2 separate regions of the Mus musculus genome follow, and region 2 is linked to region 1. Evidence: chromatin contacts called from ENCODE Hi-C or POLR2A ChIA-PET data. All regions are on one chromosome and are shown on one strand. The core of a region is the stretch at or near the end of the contact, and the rest is flanking DNA. Distances in the headings are between cores, read along the strand shown. Region 1 holds the start of Dusp5 (dual specificity phosphatase 5). Region 2 holds the start of Mxi1 (MAX interactor 1, dimerization protein).

Region 1 (7,654 bases), core at 1,319-3,818:
AATCTTCTCCCATTCACGTGACTTCTTTCCAGCTGTAACCACTGCCTGCCAAGTTCAAGCAAGTCTTTACCGGCTCAGGCCTGGATTATCCATGAAAACTTGCTGTCCCTGTCCCTGACCTCAGTCTGGATCCCACTCCCACTCTCAGATAAAGCCTCCATCCTCCACAGAGCCACTTCCCTGATGACCTCAAATGGTAATTCAACCAGGTCACTAGGACCCAGTGCATAAGGTCCAAATGTCTCAAATTCTCTTTAGTTTTTAAGAATGGGACACATTTTCATTGGCTCCAGTGGGAAAAGACAAATGGGTTGGGCAGTGTGTAGCCTGAGACATCAGGCCTCGTGGGACAAGGTGACAGGATATTTTCTTTGTTGTAGCTTCCAGGTATGTAATTCATGCCTCTTGAAGGAGGGCAATCCAGATTGGCTGGTGTGCAATTCTAGGACCTTAGTGTGAGCCACCGTGAGCTGAACTTTCAGGGGAGCAATCTCTGCTGTGTAGATTGGGGCAGTCTGGTCCTAGGTGAGGGTCTCAGGGTTACTAGGCTGTGCCTCTATGGTACCATTCCAACCTGGCCTAACCTGCATCATGATTTCAGGGCAGCCTGCAGCTCTCTAGGAAGAAGGTGCCACCCAGAATGTTTCATGGGCTGTGGGGATGGTGGGTGAAGCCTCAGACGCTGAGTTTGATCTGTAGGTCCCTCATGGTGGAAGGAAAGAAAGGGTCCCTTGTAAACTGACCTCTGACCCCCCCCCCCCCACACACACACACATGCAAACTGACAAAGTAAATAAACAGAAGCACAATGAAGTGAAGACAAAACCATGGGTTTGCAGAAGTGTTAATTTCTCTCTTCTGAGGGGGAGTCTTTCAAACACCTCCAGGCATAACAGGCTGGGTTGTTTCCTTCACAGCAAGTGGTTTCTACTCATTCTTGGAAGTTTGTCTCAGCTCTCATCGGCTGAGAAACTTTCTCCACTTCCACCACAGCCCACACACCATGGGTGTGCAGACACAGACACTTACAGAGGCCCGAGATGGGACCAGGCCTCCTCCCTGGGCTGGGGCTGATGGATTGGAGTCCTGCTTCCAGCCGTGTTACCAAGCGTCTAACACAAGACTGGCTGGTGCCGGTGCTGGGTATTCTTCGTGAGGCTTGAGATGAAAGACGTGGGTGGAGCCTGCTAGCTACAGCTTTGGTGTTTTTTTGTTTGTTTGTTTGTTTTGTGTGGGGGGTGGGGTGGGTGCGGGCGTCTATATTGCTTAGATTGGCCTCGGGTTTTTGATATTTTTTTCTCAGTCTCAAAGATGCTAAAATTACAGGCCAGCCACTGAATACTCAGGACAGAGTATACAGTGATTGAATCGATTGCTTGAATGAAGATATGACCCAGAAGCAATGCCAGCCATTATTGTTGCTGGGCTGATTGATTGGATAGCAGAATGTGATTTCTGCTTTCTCCTTAAAAAAAAAAATCTCATCCACTTATGGGGGCTGTAAATGGATGCAAGGGTTTGGTTTGTTTTGTTTTCCATGAAAAGATAACAGTGAAATAGTTGGCAAAGGATTTGTAGGCAGAACGCATTTGCATCCCACGTGCCCTGACAGCTAGCAGAGCCCTCAGTAAATACTTGCAGAGGGGACAAATCACACTTAATTTTCCGGGAATGGGGGCAGGCAGCATGAAGCTCCCGAGAGAATAGCGGGGGCAGACAGCCTGGGATTACATTTTATCCACCATAATCCCACAAATCCAGAAGCCACCCGGACAACAGTTTAACTGGACTGAGCCTTACAGCTCCCCACAAGCTGCCCAGAACCACAGAGCTCCCGAGTCGGTGTATTGTTCGGGGGTGGGGGTGGGGCTTTTTGTTTTGTTTTGTTCTTTGAGGCAGGGTCTCACTATGAAGCTCGGGTGGTACATTGGAGAGAGCAATCTTTGGAGAGAGCCAAAAGGGGACTGTCAATCATCCGAAGTAGAATCCACTTGACGTCTCCGGCTCACCCATTCACAACTCCTCCTTTTTACTCTCAGGAACTTTTATTACGGAAAATTAAAAGGTAACAAAAGTGGGGGTAACGTGTTAGAAAGAAGCCCCCAGTATCAAGATGACCAAGCCACGCCGCATCTCGGCTCATCTCAGAGGCTAAATCTCCTTGCAAACGCAGACACAACCGGGAGCGACCGGAATCCGGGATTCACCGGGAGGCCCCAGGGGCTCCGTAGCGCGGCCACGGTCACCTCCTCTTCCCGCACGGCGTGGGTCACCTCGGCCTGGTGGCGTTCCTGACACTCCACCGGTAGTCCGGGGTGATGCGTGAGTGAGTCTCTCGGCGCCGGGCCCCCCGAGAGAGGGAGCGATCGCCCGCCACTTCCTCTTTCTCGCTCTAAGACGCCCTCTCTCCAGCCTGCTCCTTGGGTGGAGGCGGGTGCCCGCAAGCTCCACCCATGGGCGTGGTCAGCCAGGGGGCGGGGAAATACCCATATTTGGCCTTATATGGGCACTCACGTCACAGGACGCGCACTCATTCACATAAAACGCTGCGCTGCCGGCGGAATCCCCAGCTTTCTGGGGCAGCGAGCGGCGGGGCCGGGAGCCCAGCGAGCGGGGCGTGGAGAGCGTCGCGCGGCCCCTCGCGCCGGGCTCCGTTTGCAGGCCACAGCCCCCGCGAGGTGGCCCGCCCGTCCTCTGGCAGCTGTGGGGCGCGCAGCGTCGGGCCGCTGGGTGGCAGCGGCATGAAGGTCACGTCGCTCGACGGGCGCCAGCTGCGCAAGATGCTCCGCAAGGAGGCGGAGGCGCGCTGCGTGGTGCTCGACTGCCGGCCCTACCTGGCCTTCGCCGCGTCGAGCGTGCGCGGCTCGCTCAACGTCAACCTCAACTCGGTGGTGCTGCGGCGGGCCCGGGGCGGCGCGGTGTCGGCGCGCTACGTGCTGCCCGACGAGGCGGCCCGCGCTCGGCTGCTGCAGGAGGGCGGCGGCGGTGTGGCGGCGGTGGTCGTGCTGGACCAGGGTAGCCGCCACTGGCAGAAGCTGCGGGAGGAGAGCGCCGCGCGCGTCGTGCTCACCTCGCTGCTGGCCTGCCTGCCCGCCGGCCCGCGGGTCTACTTCCTTAAAGGTGAGTTCGTCCGGGAGCAGACTGCCCTTTGCCACCCTCCCTTGCTCCCCTGCACCCTGTGTTACCAGGCCCCAGGGTTACCTCCCTGCATGGGAACTCTGGACCGGAGAAAGTCACCACTTGCGGGAGTATGCACCCCGGGGTTTGACGTGCGCTTGGGAGGTCCTTGCAACACGTCAGCGCCCAGGGCTTCCTTCTCCCCACCCGCCTTTCCTCGAAAGCGTCTGGCATCCTGTCTGTCCTCTGGGTTGGGTGGGCTGGGAAGGTGCTGCGGGCGGTGCTCCCTAATAGTTCCGGGGGCCCAGAGCTCATGCTGGTCATTGGCGCCGTTGGCAGGCCACGGGGGTCGGAACCTTTCTGTACAGATCAGCGCGATCAAACAAGTTGAGACCCTCCCCCAGGAGAGTGGCGCCGCGGTGTCCCCTTTCTTCCCGCCTAGACAATTAGAGCACGTTAGGCTGTGTCTTGGTGGGCCTCTTGCCTTTTTGACCCTGGCAAGTCCCTCCCCTTCCTCTCCCTTTATTGCTTTTTATTGTTATCCTCCAGCCTCCTCCTCCTCCTCTCCCCAAATAGGCCGTTCTCAAGCTTAATTTGGGAACTGACAGCTTTCCCACCCCTTTCATCCTGTCATCCCCAGCAGGGGATTATCCTCAGAGACTACCAACCGGCCAACCTAGTTAAGAGAGGTGCTGCAGAGGCTGCAAAGATTCAGAGGAGATTCTGAGGCCTTTGATTTTAGGCCTCCGAGAGCTGCCTGCAGGCCCGACTTATTTCACCTGCTGTCGAGATAACTTTGGCTTCCGGTTGTGGGTGTGTGATTACTCTCAAACCCCACATCATTGATTTCTGGGTCATTTCCTGTGACTGCTCCTGCCTTCTAACCTCAAAAGTATGGGAACACTGGCCTGGGTGCAGGGGAGAGAGCTCTCAGATAGGGCCCCAAAACTCTGATGACTTGTCCAGGAACTCTGTTACGGTTCAGAATTCAGGTGCAGTGAGCTGAAGACCCAGTGTCAAAGCCATGCAAGTTGGAATTTCACACACTGTAGGCCAGGAAGATCCCAAGGCAAGTGGGTAGCTTCCCAGCTAATTAACACCTCTTGCTAACTGTTCCTTGTTGATCCCATTGGGAGATAACAGGTGGATGTTGCTGCAGCCCAGCTGCAGAATCTGCAAGGGTGGGTGGCCTTTTCTAAGCTCTGCAGCGGTCTCTCTCTCACTGTTAAAAAAATGAGGTAACATGTGTCCAGGTGACAATCTGAATAGCCCCAAGGGTGTTTAAGGAGATGTGTGTCTTCAGCCCACCCTAAAACCTAGTTCCTCCCCAGAAGCAACACCAATGAATTCTTCTTGGATAGTGTCTCCCATGGATGGCTTTTAAAAACAGATTGAGCCCATGTCATACCAGATCCTGCCTCTTTTCTTGGAGATCTTGGAGACATCCGTGTTGCTGCATGGTAGTGCCTTCGTCATAACCACTAGGCTGCTTCCAGTCTGGCTGTGTGAAAAGCCGTTACGGAGAGGGTAGATGTCCTTGCCGGTTGCTCTGGCATTGTGGGGTCTTGTCCTTCATTCAGACCGTGAAAGCTTAAGCGTGAAAGAGATATGCCTATGGTATTTGATAGATATTGCTGCCCTTATGACACCACTGAAGTTCAAACTGTGACAAAGAGTCCCTTTCTCTTAAATAGAGCACCCCAGATGTGCATTCGGCTCTGATTTAGTGGCGCTGGGTGTTGGTGCCAGGCCCCTTATACTTCCTACAGTTCCGTCTCCCACTGAAAGGAGATGCTGAAGACCAGTTAGGTGGCTGGGGCTTGCTTCTATAGAGTGCCTGTGCGCTGGCTCTCTGTTCCTTTGGCAACACAGTGATGATTGAAAGTAGACTCACTCTGGAGAAGGTTGAAGCGGCCTGAGGAATTGCTAGCACTCTTGCAATCCGAGTGAGGCACAAGTGAGCCAGCAGAGAGGAATGCTCTGTCTCCACACCTCCGATGGGAGTGGGCGGAAGGCAGAGACCTAATCTCCTGACCCCAGCCTGAAGAGGCAAGCCCTGTGTGCTCTGCCCGTTTCGTGTTAGGTTGTAAGCAACACCTCTTTCTGCCCCTCCTGCCCGCCATCTCTAAATGGTCTGTTTAAAGCCCAGAGACGAGGCAGCCCTATAAGGCCTCTCTTCCTTTAGTTTGGTAGTGCTTGGGCTAGTTTTTCTCCAAATGCCTACAAACCTCTTATTTTGTTTCCTGGAACCCAAACTGTTGAACACAGGTCTAACCCTATGATTTATTGACTAGGAAATAGTCCATTCCCCCCAAGGATATGTGGATTAGCATCAGTCTGTAAGGGGCTGCATTTGGCCTCACCTCTACTCCCAGACCCCTTCTAGCCAGGCTCCCTGTCTTCATGGCAGAGAACATGACCGTGTGTGGAAGACCAGAAATTTCTCCAGGGAGCCAGGGAGCTGTCTGTCTGGTGACCACAGAGGCCATTGGGGAGTACTAAGTGGGGACAGGGGCGGCAGAAGCTGAAAAGAAGCCAGAATGACAAGGTGACTCATCCCAGGAATTGGCTGCAGCTCCGGGGAGGGAGCTGGAGGCTGCCATGTAATCCCGTAACCGTTTGCTGACTGCAGGAGTAAGCCCTCCACTGTTGGGCAGTCAGTACCAAAAGATGGAAACGAGAAATGAAGGTTTTAGAAAGGACTTTGTCTCAGGATGTGTGCTTAACTAGTAACATGACAGCAAGTGAGTCCTTGGGGCCAGTGAAAGACAAGTAGGTTTTCTGGGGCCTCTCTGAAGTACCTCAGGTTGCTCTCTATAAGAACAGAAGGTTCCTAAGCAAGGATGTCCAGTCCACCTCTAAGGCCTTGGCTTTCTAAGGCCTCTGGGGCAGAGTTGTTGTCTTTTCCCTGCTGGTCCTGGGACTCTGATGTGGATACATTTCTGTTACCTAGTCATTTTCTTTTTCTTTTTCTTGAGGCAATCTTCAACTCCTCTTCTTCCTCCTCCTCTTCCACCTCTGCAGCAACCTCCAGCTGCTAAAATGATAGGCATATGCTCCCATCCCCTTAACCCTTAAGTGAGCCGTCCATTGGGGGAGTTGAAATACAATACCGGCATCCTTGCATGTCCAGAAGTCTGCATTTCCCATTTGGTTTCGAATGTACTAACTTGATTTATGACCACATCGGAACTGTAGAAGAATATGTCAGTGACTTTAGGACCTTTCCAGTGAGAGAGGGCAAGCGCTGTCACGAGTGGGAGAGGATACAGCTGCAGTTTTGCTTAGAGCAAACAGGCTAGGGGAAAAGCCAGTTATGGAGTCTTAGAAATCAAAGAAAATTTGCATAATCACACTTTTGTTTACATAAACAAGAGAGGAAAAAAACAGCTTTTGTTTTTTGAAAGGATATGGTTAATATTTACCAGATGCCAGATAAGCCACTTCTGATAGACACAAAACATTAATCATTGCCTCTCTTTGAGAGACCTTTAAAAACTGATTGATTGATTGATTGATTGATGATTGATTGATTGATTGATGATTGATTGATTGATTGAGGGGTATGTGCACCATGAATGCACAGGAACCCCAGAAAAGGTCAGAATAGGTGTTGAACACACGCACACCCCAGCCTGAATTCCACGTGTGAGATGCCTTCTAGGTGCTTTGAACGGAACCTGGGTTCTGTGCAAGAGATGTAAGTGTCCTCAACGGCTGAGCCATCTCTCTAGCCCCTAATGACAGACTTTTAGAACTGTGTGTTGGGGTAGGGGGTATGTGAGTAAAGTATATTTTTTAATTCTGAAAGTAGTGGTTTTGTTCAGTTTTCTTAAAATTACACTTATTTATTGACTGTGCGTGTGTCACAGATAATCTGCAGGATTGGTCTCTCTGGTCTCTCCCTCCCTCATGTGGTTCTCGGGAGGAGTCAGGTCGTCAGGCCTTGGGCCTTTGCCCTCTGAGCCATCTCACCTGCCCTGGTATTATTATTATTAAGTCATATTATTACTTTAGGGCGTTTGTCACTGTTTTTTATCTCATGCAGCGGGGTGGGGGAATATTTCCTGACAGTCTGAGAATCTAGTGCTTTTGCCTGGCTCACACTTTGTTTATCCCTTTATTTCTGAAGGGGGGTATGAGACCTTCTACTCACAGTATCCTGAGTGCTGTGTGGATGTGAAGCCCACCTCACAAGAGAAGATCGAAGGCGAGAGAAGCCTCCTCAGCCAGTGTGGAAAGCCCGTTCTCAGCGTCGCCTACAGACCAGCCTATGACCAGGTATGTGCTTGCCAGCTGCTGCCTCTGTCCCTCCCGCAGCATCCCCACTCAGGCTGGCTCTGTGCGATAAGGGGGCTAACACTGCTCTTCAGAGTGCTGCTGTCGCTTGCCAACAGGGGTGCTCATCCAAGAGTAAGTGGGCATTCTTCCTGCACATACACAGCTAACTAAAGTCCCTGGGCCCCAGGATGCTGGGTAGCTTCTGGAGAAAAGAGGAAGTAAGAGATAGCATTATTATTATTATTCGCTGGCTTGG
Region 2 (7,654 bases), core at 3,647-6,146, 220 kb before region 1:
GCCAGTAGAGGATGCAGAGACTCACTGCTGTCCTCATTCTTGTCAGGTCCCTAACCCTCTGTTCCATGGAGTCCTCTCGACAGCCAGAGAGGAGGTGCTGGCTCAGCTCAAGCCACCAGGTGATTCATATTCAGAGGCAAGCATACGCCGAACCTGAGCAGTGTGCCTAGGAAAGCTCTGTGGCTTGTGACTCAGGTGACAGAACAGGGGACAGAAGCCATGGTTACGAAGTCTGAGTACAAAGACCACAGGGCAAAGAGCAGGGAGGGGACTGGATGGAGACAGTCTGTCAGCATACAAGGAAAAGCCAGAGGTGGGGTGACAGCCTCACACAGAAAGGGTAATGGAGGGAAGAGAGGGCGAGGGAGGAAGAACGGGGTTAAAGAGCCCAGGAAAGCCGGGCGTGGTGGCGCATGCCTTTAATCCCAGCACTCGGGAGGCAGAGGCAGGCAGATTTCTGACTTCAAGGCCAGCCTGGTCTACAAAGTGAGTTCCAGGACAGCCAGGGCTATACAGAGAAACACTGTCTCAAAAAACAAAACAAAACAGTCCAGGAAAGCCCAAGCGGTCCACCACAGAGGTATAGCATCCGTGGCAATGCAAGGTGGAGAGTCTCTGGGCAGCCCTTCCATCACCTTCTCAGTAATTAACCGGGCTCTGTGTACGTAAAGGCATAATTACAGGCAAACCAGCTCCTTTGAAGTAAGAGTATAGAACGTCTGGGGGAAGAGGGGATAAATCAGGAACAATCTCACTTTAATATGTAAACGAGGTTGATAGACAAACAACACCAAACAAATAAGCCCAACAAACAGGCAGTCAGGAAAACAAGACCTAGGCTGAGCAGGCAACCCACTCCCTGGACCAACCAGAGGGTCCTAGTTGGCCTCATTAGGCGTTTCTGCTTTTCTTCCCCAGTTCACATACCTTCTGATCAGGGCAGCTGTCCCCTACCTGTTCTCTGCAGATATTCTCAGCAAGTTTCCAAAGAGGCCTGTTTACTTCTGGAATCAAAGCCCGAGAGAGAGAGAGAGAGAGAGAGAGAGAGAGAGAGAGAGAGAGAGAGAGAGAGAGAGAGAGGGAGGAGGAGGGAGAGGGAGGGAGGGAGGGAGAGAGAGGGAGGAAGGGTTCCAAAGGGCTTGAATGGTTCCTCCTGGGAAGCAAAGCTAAGCAGGAATGGAGCTGAGCTTGTAACCCCGCATCCTGGATGCCTGACCTGTGATAGAACCCCTGACGTACCACTCTTTCTGCGGGGGCCAAACTTTATTAGAGAATCTGTTAATTGGGAGGTGTGAGGGGGAGGAGGGAGAGAGCGAGCTTGAGAGAGAGCGCGAGAGCGTGCAAGGCGATGCTAATATGATTTAACACTTGATAGGCTCCGAAAAAAAAAATAAGGAAGGGACTTCAGGCTTTAGCCTGGCACATTCATTGTTCACATACATGCTACCAAAATGAATATATGCAACTAAAACTTCACGCAAGACGCTGGGGGCACAACTGCAAAAAGATTCCGTGAAACAAAAAAGCACTTCTCCTGCCTCCACTGTGTCTCTTGTGGTGCCATTGTCTGACGCTGAGAACTCACATAATAACAAAAAACAATGCCCCGTCCATGGGGGGAAACTTGATTTGGCCCCAGCAGTGGTGTTTTCCATGGGAGTGATGGTGGGGGCCACGGCTTGCTGTGGGAATCGTGCAAATCAGCACTTTATGGTAGATTTTCTTCAAGCCATTGTTTATTTTGGCTTTGGTCAGCTCCATGGCCCAGCTTGAAGACTCCCAGTGGGTTTTCGAAAGCTCACAGACCTATGAGAGATGGAACGGGGACAAATAAATAATTACAAAACACCCTTTCCCTACCCCCAACACTCATGGGTGGAGTGTGTTTGTCTCAGTGGGTGTGTCCACGCATACATGTGGTTTGCAGTACTGTATATATTCGACCCATTCCATCATTAAAGAATTAAAGAGAAACTCTGGGTTAGCTGCTAGCTGGCTCATTGTCTCTCAATTACCTTCCATTTGGGGCACAGGAGACCAGAGCTGTTTCAAAAAGTATCAGTTTTTGCAAAATAGCATTGAAAAAAAAAAGCTTGTTGGTCATTGTGCCTTCAGGAGGCTTAGTCCCCAGATGTTTGTGGATATTTACACATGAACCGTTCAGAGTCTGAGGGTTCTTAGAGAAATAAGGAGAAAAGTCAGTAATCATGCTGGCAATGGAATATGAGCATTGAGCTCACAGGTCTTCAGAAGGTCCTGGCTTTTCTCTGGCCAAAGGGTGCAGCGTTCAACCACGCAAAATCTGTTATAAGATGAAAAAAGCAACCAAAGAATATGTGGACAATGGCTATATTCTGATCCGAAATGTGAATGCATTTATTTCAAAATGCCAGATATTGCTTGTTCCTGTCATAGAAGCCGGTTAGTACATATTTAAGTCTTCCCCCTCCCCTCCCCCAAGTGTGTGTATGTGCAGTACACATGCATTTGTGATATAGACACACGCCATGCTTGTTTTGTGTGTATGTGTGTGTGTATGTGTGTGTGTGTGTGTTTGTTGTTGGTTTGTTTGTTTTGAGCGTTTAAAGACAGGGTTTCTCTTGTGTAGCCCTAATTGTCCTGGAATTCGCTCTGTAGACCAGGCTGGCCTTAAACTCAGAGATCTGTTGCCTTTGCCTACCAAGTGCTGGGACTAAAGTTGTGTGCCACCACCACCTGGCAACATATGCATTACTTGTGCTATGGCACACTTGTGTGAGAAATCTCTCCCCTTCCATTGTGTGGACTCCAAGGGCGGAAGTTAGGTCATCAGGCTTGGCTGCAAGTGACTCTACCTGCTGAACCATGTCACCTGAGCATATATCTTTTTAAAAGATTTATTTCATTTTATGTATATGTTGAATGTGTAGTTGAATGTATATGTGTCCACCATATGTGTGCCAGTGCCTATGGAGGCAGTGTTGGATCCCTTGAAACTGAAGTTACATGAGTTGTCTGATGAGGATGCTAAGCTGAACGTGGGCCTTTTGCAAGAACAGCAAGTGCTCTGAGCTGCTGGGCTATCTCTCTAGCCCATGGCCTATATTTTTAATTTATTTATGAACTTTTAAAAATCTATTTGGGTGTTTTGCCTGCATGCATGTCTGTCTTTACACCACATGTGCCTAGTGTCTGCAGAGGTTAGAAAGGGGTGTCTGGTCCCCTGGAACTTCAGTTACAGACGGTTGTGAGCTGGGAATTGAAGCTGGGTCCTCTGGAAGAACAACCAGTGCCCTTAGCCTCTGAGCTACCTCTTCCCCTATTTATGTTTAAACGTGTGCATGTGTTCCTGGGATGAACTCAGGGCTTTGTGCACGCTGGGCAGGTAAGCTGCCCTACCACTCTGTTATATTCACAGCCTAGTTTTATAATATTTTTGAAAGCACACAAAGGCCTTCTTGCAGGTCTATGTGTGTGTGGGGGGGGGAGTGGGGGGTATACACATGAGCTGTAAATGTTAAAGAGCATTTTGCAAAGAAAATATTCTTTGTTAACAAAGTTTCCATTTTCAGTCTTTGTGACAAAAGTATAGGGAAGTGTCTCTGGGCTGGTGAGGACAGGGGGCAGCACAAGTCCAGGTCCCCTTACGAGGTCAGTCTGGGTAGATTCCTTTTAGAACTGTTTTCCAGTGAAGTGCAGAAAAGTCTTGTTTACCTCATTCATTCTGACTTAGATTCAAGTTACAGCAGCAAAGGGGACCTAGGTTCCAACTGAGAAAGTTCTCACAGAGGGGCTGCCATTGTAGCCCAGTGTGAGAACACTTGCCCAGCAGGCACAAAGCTTTGATCTTCAGGAACAAAACAAAACAAAAATTCTTAGTATGTGCCCAAGATGTTCTAGGTGTAGTTTTGACTTAGTTCACGAAAGCATCTTCTCAGAGGTTTCAGGGATGTGCAAATTTTGACCAGGAAGGGTTAGAGGATTTGATTTGTTCAGTCTGCTTGAGTAGGCCGAGAACTCCAAGCCTTCTTTACCAGGCTATCCAGGTGTCTCCCACACTCTGGTCAGGCAGGCCTGGTGGCTCCCAGTGGCAGCAGTGAAACTGTTGGAGGGAGTAGGGGATAAAGACTCCAGGTGTGGGAGTGGGGAGTGAGGGAAGGAGGGAAGAAGAGGTTCCTAGGTTGCCACTTCTATCTAGGGGGCACTCTGTCAAGTGAAAGGGCAGGCAGTTGTAGTGACGCCCTGCTGTGAGCTTTGCACAGCTGGACTGAGTGAGTGTGGAGAGATGCTCACATCTCCTCCCGCTTCCTGGAAAATAACTTTGCATTTGAAGGGTTGCAAAGGAGTCGGTAAATCTGAACCCGGACAGGGTAGCCTGGAGACTTCCTCTGCTTGTGTGAAGGTACACACAGGTGTGTGTGTGTGTGTGTGTGTGTGTGTGTTCGAGCGTGTGAGGGGTCATGTGTAAAATGTTTGTGTTGGGAGGAGTTTCTAGTTACATGTGATGTTTCTATTCTTCCCGTCAGAATTGGGCTTTTATTGTTTGATTTTGAAATAAGGTCTTTTTTATTTTTTTAAAAAATGCCTAGCAGCTATCATTTATTGGGGACCTCCTATGTGCCAGGCATTGTGCTGAATTTATTTTTCTGTAAAGAAAAATTGTTTTTATCCAGGTCCACCTAGAGACATCCGAGGGTTTTTTTTTTTTTTTTTCCCATTCTTATTAAAGCACAGTGCTGTCTACGCAGCTAGGATTTGCGGAGAGGCGGGGAAGGGTGCTGGATAGGCAGGGGGCGGGCCCTGCCTCCCTAGCCGCCACCATTTATTTTGACCGGTCAGATGGCATCGGGCTCGCACTAGGACCCAGGCGCCACAGCGCCTCCGTCCGTCCTGTAGGTTCATTCAATCTCCCATACACACAGACCCACACAGCGAGAGCGACACACACTCACACTCACAACCGCACGCAGCGAGGCTCGGGAAGTCAGTCAGGCCGGCTCCTTGCCCCGGTGCCTCGGTGACTCCAGCAGGCCGGGTCTCCCAGAGGCCCTGCAGCTCGGCCGGCCGCGCAGCCCCGGACAAGGAGCAGCTCCGCGGACCCCCGTGCCTCCATGGGCAAACGCGGGCGGCCGCGCAAGGAGGCGCGCTGCGAGGGCGCGGGGCTGGTCCCCGTCGCGCCCCCGGCCATGCCCCCGGCCGCGGCCGCGCCCCAGCCCCCGGCGCAGCCGGAGGAGCCGGCGGGGGCCAAGCCCCGGTGCCCCTTCTCGGACATTTTCAACACCAGCGAGAACTCGATGGAGAAGCACATCAACACTTTTCTGCAGAACGTGCAGATTCTGCTCGAGGCAGCCAGCTACCTGGAGCAGATCGAGAAAGAAAACAAAAGTAAGTTTGGGGGCCCCGACTGCTCGCCTGCGTCCAGCTCTTTCTTTCTCACCCCCTTGTGCGACCCCTGTCGCTTACTCGGTTCGCCGCCGCCCCCCCGCAACAAACACACACACACACACACACACACACACACACACACACACACACACGTACCCTCGGCAGTAAAGCCGATGACACCGGAGAAAGGACACGCACGCACGCACAAAGCTGCTAAAGATGTAACAAAGACAGCGAAGGGGAGAGGGAGCCTGTCGGTGCCTTGGTCTGTCGGTCTCCAGCAGGCCCGGAGGACGGCCTGGCCGAGGAGTGGGGGAGTGTTGTTGTTTGCTGACAACTGGGCTGAGAGGCTGCGAGCTCGTCTCTCCGAGGTCGCCTTTCTTCCCTTTTTTTTTTTTTTTTCCTCCTTTTTCTTTCCGGAGCCTACTCCGGCAGACAAGTGTTTTGGTTTGGCTTATGGTTTTGGTTTTTTTTTTTTTGTTTTGTTTTGTTTTTATTTTTTTGTTTTGTTTTGTTTCTGTTTTTGTCGCTCGTTCCAGGGTTGGGTGGGGATGAGAAGCTGAAAGTTGGAAACCGTTTGCAGAGCTCAGGGCTTCCAGAAAGAAAACACAGACACACATTACAACAATAACAACCGCCACCACCGAACAGCTCTCCGCGCCGTGGACTCCGGCTCTTCTTCCTGCCTACTTCGTTTCTCCTTCCTTCCACAGCAGGACTAGGCTCAGGCCATCGTGTCCACAGACACAGTTCCCCTGTGCCTCCTTGCCTCTGGGATGCCACGGCCTCTGGTCCCCTCAAAGAAACAGGCCAGAGGAACCAGGCAGCGCCGGCAGCCCTCCCTGGACCTGCGGTCCTGCGCGCGCTGGGGTAGGGAGGGGGGGACTTGGCGAGGGGGACGTGGCTAAAAGCAAACTTTAGGATTCCGCAGAAACAATAGTTGGGGGAAAAGGTGTGGGCGGTTGTGTCCATTTTCTTTATTTTCAGAGACGCACAGGACGAGCAAGGCAAACGCCTTACAGGGTTCCGTCCACCCCCACCCCCCCCGCACTCCCCCCCAGGTGGAGACCGATGCTAGGAACCCCACCCGGGCCTGGGCTTCCTCTCTGTATTTGTTTCATTTTTGTCCCTGCCCATTGGAACCCCCAGCTCTCGCCAGGCATTCGACTCAGCAGCACCCTAACGGGGGCAAGCGTGTGCTGCGTCTCCAGCACCATCAGAATAATAGCTGTGAGAAGGAAGATCGGGCCAAGGGAGAGAAAGACTCACGGAGAAGAGAAAAACGAGATGTGTAATCTGTCAGAACAAGTAGGAGATCAATGGGAGAGAGACCCGATTGCAACGTGTCAGGTCTTGCAAGACCCCCCCCCCCAACACACACACACACACACACACACACACACACACACACACACACACACGCCAGCCCTCAAAACACAAAAACACCTTCCCCAAATACACCCGGGCCTTTAGGGTTAAAGTAACCGAGTATCGCCAGCGCAATTTGTGGGGACGGGGTAGGACCAAAACAAGGATTTCTGTTGGGAGGTCTGTGGTGCGATCTTTTCTTTCTCTGTCGCCTCTTTGCTCCGAGTGCCTGCCTGGCTTGCCAGAGGCACATCGCCGTCAGGCTGTGTAGCCGAGTCGCTGAGCGATTATTCACCCGGGTGTGTGTGTGTGTGTGTGTGTGGAGGGGGTGCACTCGTCTGGAGAATAGTTTCTGAAAAGCCCAGCTAGTAGGGAGCTGGGTGAAGAGGTGGTTTTGTTTGGTGTGTTTGCTTTTGTTGCAGGGGGAGGGGCGCGATTTCTGTAGTCGTCCCCCTCCCGGATCCCCTCTGTCGCTGGAGTCTGTCCCGTGGCGCCGACTCCGACCCGGGGGGGGGGGTGCACCCAAAGAGGGCACCTTGGCAATATTCAGCGAACCTCATCCCCCACCCCCACCCCCGCAACGAGGAATATTAAGGAGGTAGCCAGAGATTCCCTAGCCTCTCGTGTTTCCCCCCCCACACACACACACTTCATACCCGCAGACAATCGGAGACCTACCCCCCACATACCCCCCCCCCCGCGCCCTGGCCGCCTCCACCTCCTTGTTTACCCCGTGTCGGGGCTCCGGCGTGGCCACTAGTCACGTAAGCAGAGAGCCGGGCGCGCCCGGCTGGGCTGCCCCGCGCGGGGCGGGCCCGTGGTGGCCGAGCCAAGGTTCCAGAGGCCGGTGCAGTTAAGGGGCTTCCTCTCGGACCCTCTCCCTGGGTGTCCTCTCTGCAAGACGGCCGGCCATGGAGAGGGG

The links. A loop is a pair of places that touch in the nucleus more often than their neighbours do. ChIA-PET counts read pairs that join two places held with the same protein, here RNA polymerase II (POLR2A).
Region 2: a map of regulatory T cell shows a loop between it and region 1 (1.9-fold over the local background). The contact joins the promoter of Mxi1 here to the promoter of Dusp5 in region 1. A Hi-C loop is called at or near these places in 1 of 37 maps with a recorded cell type or tissue (regulatory T cell). POLR2A ChIA-PET finds 5 or more read pairs at or near these places in 2 of 5 experiments (Patski and embryonic stem cell).

The regions. Positions count from the first base shown.
Region 1 is chr19:53,526,577-53,534,230 of GRCm38, forward strand. It overlaps Dusp5 (dual specificity phosphatase 5), which reads left to right and starts at 2,569. Exons shown (of 4, transcript NM_001085390.2): 1 at 2,569-3,120; 2 at 7,250-7,398. The coding sequence starts at 2,742.
Region 2 is chr19:53,305,610-53,313,263 of GRCm38, forward strand. It overlaps Mxi1 (MAX interactor 1, dimerization protein), which reads left to right and starts at 4,897. Exons shown (of 6, transcript NM_001008542.3): 1 at 4,897-5,364. The coding sequence starts at 5,091. It overlaps Gm30541 (a long non-coding RNA gene), which reads right to left. Exons shown (of 3, transcript XR_003952895.1): 2 at 7,463-7,654; 3 at 1,132-1,806.